2 separate regions of the Homo sapiens genome follow, and region 1 is linked to region 2. A link is a contact called in ENCODE Hi-C or POLR2A ChIA-PET data. All regions are on one chromosome and are shown on one strand. The core of a region is the stretch at or near the end of the contact, and the rest is flanking DNA. Distances in the headings are between cores, read along the strand shown.

The links. A loop is a pair of places that touch in the nucleus more often than their neighbours do. ChIA-PET counts read pairs that join two places held with the same protein, here RNA polymerase II (POLR2A).
Region 1: a map of chondrocyte shows a loop between it and region 2 (4-fold over the local background). The contact joins the enhancer-like site here to the promoter of DAB2 in region 2. A Hi-C loop is called at or near these places in 1 of 168 maps with a recorded cell type or tissue (chondrocyte). POLR2A ChIA-PET finds 5 or more read pairs at or near these places in 1 of 52 experiments (IMR-90).

What each region holds. Positions count from the first base shown.
Region 1 is chr5:39,758,077-39,762,908 of GRCh38, reverse strand. No RefSeq gene overlaps it. Among named protein-coding and RNA genes, the nearest start is that of LINC02104, 240 kb to the right of the region's middle. Within about 2 kb of position 1,833, at least 5 of the 41 ENCODE cell types and tissues checked have a DNase peak (open chromatin) inside an H3K27ac peak, as active enhancers do.
Region 2 is chr5:39,421,947-39,427,041 of GRCh38, reverse strand. DAB2 (DAB adaptor protein 2) reads left to right here and starts at 2,062. Exons shown (of 15, transcript NM_001343.4): 1 at 2,062-2,238.

The DNA.
Region 1 (4,832 bases), core at 584-3,083, 340 kb before region 2:
CTGAGATGGTAAATTAAGCTCTTCTAACTAGTCTTTTCACTTACAAAATTGGGATTGTGGGTATGGAGATTTCCTAAACATTTGCTTTTGAGCAGAAACATGTACGCATGGATTTTAGAAAGAGCTGAGAGATCAACAAGCCTCATTTTAGAGATGGGCAAATTAAGGCTTAGAGAAGCTAACTGACGTTTAACAAAAGACTCATGACTGAGTTAACTGAATAGCCGAATGCTATGGTCTGAATGTTTGTATCCTGCCCAAATTTGTGTGATGAAATTATATCCCCCAAGGTGATGGTAGTGAGAGGTGGGGTGTTTGGGAGGTGATTGGATCATGTGGGTGGAGCCTCATCATCAACATTAGTGTCCTTATAAAAGAGGCCCCAGAGAGTTTCCTTGTCCTTCCACCCTGTGACGACAAGACTCCATCTAGGCCAGGCGCGGTACCCCACGCCTGTAATCCCAGTACTTTGGGAGGCTAAGGTAGATGGATCACCTGAGCTCAGGCATTAGAGACCATCCTGACCAATATGGTGAAATCTTGTCTCTACCAAAAATAGCTGGGTGTGGTGGTGCATGCCTGTAATCCTAGCTACTTGGAAAGGTGAGGCAGGAGAATTGCTTGCACCCGGGAGGCAGAGGTTGCAGTGAGCTGAGATTATACCACTGCACTCCAGCCTGGGCGACAGAGTGAGATTCTGTCTCCAAAAAATAAAAAGAATCCATCTAGATGGAACAGGCCCTCAGCAGAGGCAGAATCTTCTAGCATCTTGATTTTGGACTCCCCAGCTTCCAGAACTGAGAGAAATAAATGCCTGTTGTTTATAAGTCAGCTAGTTTATGGTGTTTTTGTTATAGCAGTAAATGGACTAAGACACCAAACTAAGACCTATCTTCTGAAGTTAGCCGAGTTCAGCCACACTGCTGCATTGCATATTTGATTTTGTTTTTCTTTTTAGACAGAGTCTTGCTTTGTTGCCCAGGCTGGAGTGCAGTGGCATGATCTTGGCTTACTGCAACCTCCGCTTCCTGGTTCAAGTGATTCTTCTGCCTCGGCCTCCCGAGTAGCTGGGATTACAGGCGTTCACTACCACACCCAGTTAATTTTTTTGTAGAGATGGGGTTTCACCATGTTGGCCAGGCTGGTCTCAAACTTCTGGCCTCGGGTGATTTGCCTCGGCCTCCCAAAGTGCTGGTATTACAGGCATGAGTCACTTGCACCCGGCCCATATTTGATTTTTTTAATATCATAAAGATGAATGATTCATATAAATTCATATAATTTATAGTAATCACAAAATACTATGTTATCTGTATATATTAAAATCATTGATCCTTTGTTCTTTTTTGTTACCTTTAATTAAACCAAGGCTTTTAAAGATCTTAAAACATAAGTTTATATAAAAGAAACTATCTATTCACTACAATGTCAACAGGATTAATATGGCCTTGCTGACATAGTGAGTCATTTCTTTTTTTGTTGTTTTTTGCTTATTTGTGTTTATAAATCTTGTGTTATTACATTCATTATTTTGGAACAGGAGTGGAAAGATTACAACTCGAAAAATCAGAACGTAGGAATTTTAATCCTCAGCTTCATTAAAGAGGTTTCTTTTTCCAGACGGGATAAATGAGAACATCCTTTCTTTACAAAAGCCATCAGAAATCTGAAAAATAATTTTAAAAAAATTTTGCAAATATTGGTCAGTGCACAAAGGATCCTGGGTCCAGCAGGAGAGGAAATGGATCATTGTGTTTGGGTACATGAACTCACGAGCCCAAGTCATGGCTCAAGGCCTCCCATGTAGCAGCTTGAGCTGCTGTCACCAATTCACTTTTTTCCAGTATGAGCAGGGGAATATTCATCTGTTTCTGTGGTGATGGAGGCTTTCACAACATCCTCTGGCCAAAGAAATGTAACCACAGCCATAATGATTTCAGACTCAAACTATTTCAACAGCAGCAACAGGGAAAACAAAACATCAGCCAATTCCCAAATAAACTCATGTGAATGCTTCATATTAGCTAATTATCAAGGGGGTTTTATGGGAAACCATATCAAGAATGCTGTGGAGCTTCTTAGGATGCTGTTTTTTCTTGCTTGCATCTGAAGAAGAAATGGAATGCCAGGGCAACAGAACTAATGTATCAGGGAAGGGGTGAAAATTTAAGGAATCTAAAGCGTCTCTCTCTTTGGTTTTGTTGAATCTCGTGATTCTTAAGTCATCTGACCTCTATACATCTGAGTTCTCTCCCACTTCCTTCTGTTTACCTCTATCCAGCCCCCCTCCCCACTCCAAACTGGAAAAAGGGATAAAATGCTAGATAAATATTTCTCGAATTGTTTTCTTCTGTGGCATTCATAGCAGATGACTTTTCCATGTGTAACACTTTCCCATGAGCATATCCATATTTCGACAAAAAAGAAAGTTCTGATGGGAAATAAAGCAAATAGTGCTACAGGCAAAGAAAGGCACAGATGAAATACACCAGTTATGTTGAATTCCCAGTGTGTTAGCTATAACTTCTGTACCCTTCTTTCCTACTAAAGAATATATAGAGGCATGCAAGTGACTAGGAAGAGTGTTATCATGAGTATAAATTTGATTCCACACTAAGTTATATGTCAATAAATTAAGGCTAATTTTTAAGATACAATGAGATTTTACAAACCAATAAGAAAAACCTTTTTTTTTTTTTTTTGGAGACAGTCTCGAAACTAATAGTTCTTGTAAAAGGAACAGAAAGACAAGATATTTTATAAAAATAGAACTATACATGTCTAAAAAAACATTTTAAAGTCCTCAAAATAACTTACCACTTAAGAAATCTAAACTACTGGAGGAACAATTTGTTAAAAACTTTTAATATCTAGTAATATACATAGTTGTCTAGGGCATGAATAAACAAAAACTCCCACATGAAAAATGTAACTGACTCAGCCTTTGGAAAGATTTTGACACTATATATCAAAATTTTTAATGTATGTTTCCTTTGATCTGACAATTCCCTTTTCTAAGATTTCATCACAAAACTACATTGACTGAATTGCTTGAATTACATCATATTTTTAGCAAGAGTGCAAATAGCTGTAGCCCAATGAAAGGAGAATCAAAACTCAGCTCAGCAAACCTAGATTTAAATTTCAGCTGCATCTTACTAGCATCAATTTAAACAGAATTTTTGGAGTATACATTAACTAGAGAATTTAATTATACCTAAATCTTTTTGAGATATATTTTAAATATAATACAAAAACATGACACCACATAACATGTTTTTCTACTTGATCCTCAACAAAAAACCACTAGTCTCACTTTGCAGAAACTTAACTGAAATAAATGGCTTAAGATTAGAAATACGGCAACTGTGTTTATCTTTGCAAATGAATATTGGAGAGTTATGATAAAAATAGCAGGAAGGAAGACTGCTAGGAGAATGTATATGACTTGAAAATGAATAGCCCTAAGAATGCTGTTTCTCCAAGCATATCTCACTGTCAGAAGGCTAAATTAATACTGAAAGGGGATTTATGCATTTCTTTGCCACTCTGTAAATTATAAAACTGTCTTTGATTAGATTGTCCAAAGGGAAGACATCTCTCTGAGTGACATCAGCCAACTAACTAGTTGTTTAACATGGCTCCACCTAACAGATGGCATCACTGACTTAGAATCAACCCTCTGGTTTTTAGATGAGGCAGTATTTTTTAAACTCTTTGGAATACTCTGCCTGGGAAACATTCTTTTCAGGAAATATTTAACAAGTCTTGTACACATTCTCAATACTGTATGATTTTTTTCTTTTTTTCTTTTTCTTTTTTTTTTTTTTTTGAGACAGAGTTTCACTCATGTTGCCCAGGCTGGAGTACAGTGGCGTGATCTTGGCTCACTGCAACCTCCACTTCCGGGGTTCAAGTGATTCTCCTGCCTCAGCCTCCCAAGTAGTTTAGATTGCAGGTGCCCGCCACCACACCCACCTAATTTTGTATTTTTAGTAGAGACGGGATTTCACCATGTTGGTCAGGCTGGTCTTGAAAGCCTGACCTCAGCCGATCCGCCCACCTCAGCCTCCCAAAATACTGGGATTATAGGCGTCAGCCACCACCCCAGCACTGCTGTATGATTTAAAAGTTTTGGGAAGCATATTGGAGTTCCTCTTTTGAGGCGTACTCAGTGCTCATTGGGTAAATAAAAGTCATGAAATTTCCTGCTGTGAAGAAAAGTGGGAAGGTATAATCCAGTTTCCCAATCTTGCTGGAATCCAAAATTCTTTTGTGCTCAACACATCTGCTAAATTTCCCGAGAGCAGTGAATGGTGTGGAATGTTGATTTGGGAGATACTGGAATGGGCATGTAAAGGGTGTCTTCATTAAAAAAAAAAAAAAAAAAAAGTTGAAATGGACTGTGTGTTATGTTTAAAAAACAGTGCCTTATAATAAATGTCTTCTAGAATGTAGTCATAATAATATATATATATTCTCTTTTTTTAATTTTTAGCAGATAACATGTACTACTAGACAATAAGAAATGTGGCCTCATATTTATTGAGTGGTTTCTCTGTGCCAGGCACTTTTCTAGACACTGGGGACACATCGTTCTTGAACCCAACAAACAAAATCCTCCTCTTCATGTAACCAACCTACAGGAAATAAGTTACTATGAGTGCTTTAAAGGGGCTGACTGTCTAAGAAGTTACATAACTAAAGATATTTTACACTCTTTGTAGGAACTTCCATGAGTGAAGTAAGTTAAAAGTTTCCAAACATATATCATTGCTTTTTGGCTACCTTTTGCCTATTTTTTCAGCATTTTAAAAGTGGTAAAATACATA
Region 2 (5,095 bases), core at 813-3,312:
ATTGAATTACTGCCAGAAGCAATATCGGTGCCCTAGAGATATAAAAATACAGTTCAAACCAGAATTCTCCACTGTCGACTCTTCAGATTTCTGTGCAAAATAAGAGGTGTCTATTTTAAGTTGTAAGTGTGAGCCCACTGCTCTTAAATGAACTGTTTTCATCAAAGTCTTCTCTTGAAACTACAACTCATAGCAGATGAAATCATTTTCTTCCTCTGGCTTCTTAGACAAATCCCTTCCATTTGGTGGGGTAGAGCAAACATAAGTTAGTATTTCTTGGTAAGAGTCTTTCAAAAAAAAAAAAAATAGAATTGAGTGAGCACTTCTTAGTCTAGAAAATATTACATATTGAGGTTAAAAGAGACACCCATGTCTTTCTAATTATCAAAGTCTCTATTTGCCTGAAGTCAGCAGCCCTTTTTCCAGCTACCTAGCCAATAGAAATGAAACTGGACTTCTAGATTTTAGAAACAAAGCCTTGTGTTCTAAAATGTACTAGAATTACATTTCTCTGCATAAATGTTATAAATAGAATACTATCCTAGGACTAAAATTTGTATACTTCCTGTCATTCACACAAAGTCATTTTTTAAAATAGCAAATTACCTCTGAGGAATATTGAAAACTGCCAGCATGGCCCTCCCTGCCTCCACACCCCTAGGTGTGTCAGGGGATGAGAAATAGTAGAGGCTGGGGAAGTAGAATTCTGGGCCAGCTGTGCTGCTCTGCACCCCTCAGTCTCCCCGAACAACGGTTGTTTCAAGCCTGACCTACTTGAGAGCAGACATTGCCACTCACATTGAGCTACCCCAAATTACACAGTGGCTTTGCAGTCGAGGCTAGGCACGGACCACAAAATATATCCTTGATGTCCCACGAGCCCTATTTGAACCCTCAGTTTCCAGAGGTAAAATGCAAATCCACTGTGTTGCTTACTCGATAAAATCAATAACCCCCTCCCATCCGAGATACAATTTAGCATTTTCACATTTACTACGTGCTGCCTCTGACTTTAAACAATTAAATTTTTTTCTTAAAAAAAGGGAAAAGAGACACGTCTTTCACAAGAGTAATTTCAGAATTCTCCAAAAAGCAACAGAGCTTCTGTGGATGTTTTACAATAATTCTTGATTTTAAAATATGGAGAAAATGAATTCTCAGCTTGTTAACACTCATTAGGATTTGCTGCGGAGTACCTTCTACCGCTCAGCACTCTACGTTAACATTTTTAAATATTTTATTTCTTGCAGTTCATGTTTTTCCTAGAGTTATAGGAAGTGCTATGGAAATTCATGCAGATAAAGTCATGTTATGTGTCTACATATAGGTGTATATACACTGTAAGGGAAGCCTGTATAGAATCTCTGATTGTATCAGAATTATAACTTATTTGATAGGCTACATAGACGTGAACATGTTTTGCTCATATCGATTTCAGAGAGAATATTATTTTTATATCCATATATATGATTATATTTCATAGGTAAATACAGTATGTTTCACATATGCACACATAGATTTCCCACTAACTTAAGCGCATTTGCATCTGCAATGAGGGAGACACTAATTTCTTCTAAGGGGAGCAAATCCAATCGCGCGATCAACTTTAGAAACTGCAGATCTGCGCAGGAACCGTTGTCCCTTGTCAGAAAAGTCAGGAGTAAAGGCAGTCCTTTGTTCAAAGGGCCCCAACGGGTTGGTTAGGATGACTCCGTGTGCCACATCACTCGCAGTGGCAATCCAGGGAACGGATCTGTGAAACGAAGCTCGGTGGATCCCACCCCTTTCCTCCAGAGCTTCCCTTTCCTGTCCTTATTTGCACCCGCCCCCCGCCCGCGTCGGTCTGGGGCTTTTGACTTCTCCCCGAACACATTTCCCCTCCCGTCGCTGGGTCCCTGCGATCGCCCCCAGCTGGTGGGGCTCGCGGAGCTCAGGGGAGCGGGGTCCTCTGCGCCGCTGCAGCGCGAGTTAATAAACAGTTAAGTTTGGAAGACTCTGCAGACACGTTGAGGGGGAGTTACCAAGCCCAGGCAGCAAAAACATCCTGGCACATTCCTGGGGAGTCCTCAGCTGCCAGCATCTGATTAGAACCATATCTCTCGCCGGGAGTGGCCGCGCGGCTCCGAAGCTCCCGGCCGGCGGCTATTTAAGCGAGGCCCGCCGCATCCGCTGCGCTGTAGCCTGGAGGCTCCGGGCGCGGGGAAGTCATGCTCGCTTCACGGAGGCAATAGCTAGCCGGTGAGTAGCTTCGAAACCCTTCTTCCCTCTGGCTCCATTTTTTTTTTAAAGATCTCCTTCTCTCCTTTGCTCCCCCTCTCTCACCCCCCCGCCCCCCGCTACCCTTCTTTGAGTACAGACCTTGGGCTGTGGGGAATCTTAGAAATGAGACCCTGTGCTTGGGGAAACCAGCAGTTTTGTGGCCTGACATCTGAGGAATGCTTCCGCGGAATGTATTTACCTTTCGAATCCGACTCCAGATGCCCAGCTTGTGACATTTAACAAACGCCTCCTTTTGTGTCGTGTGTGTGTGTGTGTGTGTGTGTGTGTGTGTGTGTGTGTGTGTGTGTGTGTAAAAGGTCTGCGGGCAGCCCTCCTAGGACACTGAGGTGGCTGCTGACCGCCTAATTAACTCCTCGAAGGGTGTTTATTTTTGCTGTGTGACAAAGGCTGGGGACCTGGCTTGTGCCCATAAGGAGCTTTTTCCTGGTGACTGACAACATATGGCATTAAAATGTGAACTTTTGTCTTACACCGGCATTCCTAAGGAAGTATCTACCCAAGGGACTTAAGAAACTTGTTTTATATCCCCCGGCGCAGGGAGCATGGTTTATATGGTGCTTGCCTGCCTGTTGTAAGCTGGTTAAAAAGATTAAGTAAGAATTCTAAAAAAGGGGGGAAAAATGAATGGGTTAAAACCGTGGAGCCTCAGTCAACATAGCGGTTTTCATAGCATAGAGCTGACTCTGTTATTTGTTTCTGCTGTCTTTCCCTCTTGACTTAATTCTGAGCCTGGAATTCTGGTCCGCAGACAGTTTCAGCAGGGAGCTGAGTCCAAAGGGAAATTCAACTGGATTAAAAACACTTAAGGAATCTGGGTGTTATCTCCACCCCAACCACCCCCCACCTTTTCCCCTTTCTTTTTAGTTTTTGTTTGGAAGGAAGAGAGCCGCTCTGTAAACCGAGAAGAGCAGAAACAAGCTTCCAGACACATGGAAAGACTTAAAAATTATGGAGGGGCGACTTCACGAATAGTAAATGTTGCTATTGCTCTATAAAGTGACTTCATGAAAAAATTTCTGGCCTTAGTCAGGCAAAGCAGGGGCATGGGGGAGAAGGAGGTAAGATATAACTAATGCAAACAGAAGTAATGGGAGTGGAAAGCAGGCATCTACAAAAAATGCCTTTGAGATGTCTGATAAGCCTCTTGGAATGGCTTTGATGAGATGTATACTTGATTGTCCTTACAGTCTTGAGGTTGGCTTCTCACACAAAAGCACCTACTGGCTGTTGGGGAGGAGGGAGCTTGCAGCTACCAAATGGCTTGTCACCATGCTTCTTACCCCAGCAGCCAGACTTTGGGAGGCTACTTTTCTCTGAGCCAGGTGCCCCGCCCACTCCAGGTTCTGTGTCTCCCCTCTTGGAAGGGAGATGGCCCTCAGTGACACTGTAAGAAAGTTTATTGCCTTGAGAATTCGGGAGTATTTGAGTACAATGGGAAAGTCTTCTAGAGAAAGCATGAAGAAGACCTAGTGGTCTTTGCCAATGTGGATTTCTGGGACAGACCACTTCTTCCAAATCCTTAGTCAGTTTCCTCCTAAGGCCAACTAAATTCTTTTTCCTGTTGTTGGTGAATAACTTCCCCCTTCTTTTCCCACTCCCAGCTGGAAGGATCCCTTCTCATCCAAATGACTGACCTAGAAACCAGTCATTTTTCAGCTATGCCCTCCTATGCTTTAATGTATAACCAGAATAAGTAGATGGTAGAGGAATGTCTTCCAACTTTGAGCCCATACACGTATGTATTTGCCATTCTGGGGATCTTTGATCTTGATGGTTGATCTTTACCTGAGGATGTAAGTGAGGGAAGAAAGCACTTGTTACAAACCTTGTCTAATTTGTGAAGGGCAAACTCCAGAGTTTGTGTTTCTGCTAAAGACTTTTATAGTTTCAGATTAAACTGGAAGTCCAAATTCCTGTGCATTAGGCCTGTTTGTTGTCTTTCTCCAAAGGTTGAATGGATTTCACTGGCCTTGTTTGGGTTGAAGGGTACGGCTTTTAAGGCACTTGTTGGCATGAAGGTAGTACAGGGACCTCTGGCAGCTGCTGACCAGCTGTTTGGGGATGATATTTACTGGCCTGCTCAACCAGGCCTCGATTATCTGAAGGTTAAGGGAGCAGGAAGATATCTTCCTTGCTGAGTGCTCCTGGCCAAGCAGGAGGCTTTGCTGTGACATAGGCTCTTATGCTGCTTCATTTCTAACTCTACCCTCATATGTCCATAAACCTAAGTTTGCTACCACTGATATTTCATCTGGATAATTTTGAAGGCTCTGCGTGTTTCTCTTCCTCATTCTTTTGACCTGAGGATTTAATTATTGCTCTTCTTAAAGACAAAGCCAAGATGCTGAAATGCTTGGGAAAGCTGCTGAGAGTGAGCCCTCCTGGGGTTTGAAGTTGTCCTAATGCTCATCAGAACATACCTCCCCAGCTGGAAAGATTCGAAAGCTTACTGGCCAGGAAGGTTTAGGTAACTAACCAAACACATAAGGTTTTTTACCCTTTAGACAGAACCAGAATGGGAACCAGATTGGCAATATGAAACACCTGAGTAACAGGATGTGGTATTTTAAAATTCTCCCTGGCACTGCTATGTAATTCCAAAGTTGAAGCTGTGCCGCTGAATTGCACAAAGGTTGGCCAAAATCATATTTAGGTGAAACAGATTTTTGTTTTGTTTTGTTTTGTTTTGTTTGAGACAGAGTCTCCCTCTGTTGCCCATGCTGGAGTACACTGGCATGAACTTGACCCACTGCAGCCTCTGCCTCCTGGGTTCAAGAGATTCTGTGACCTCAGTCTCCTGATTAGTTGGGATTAG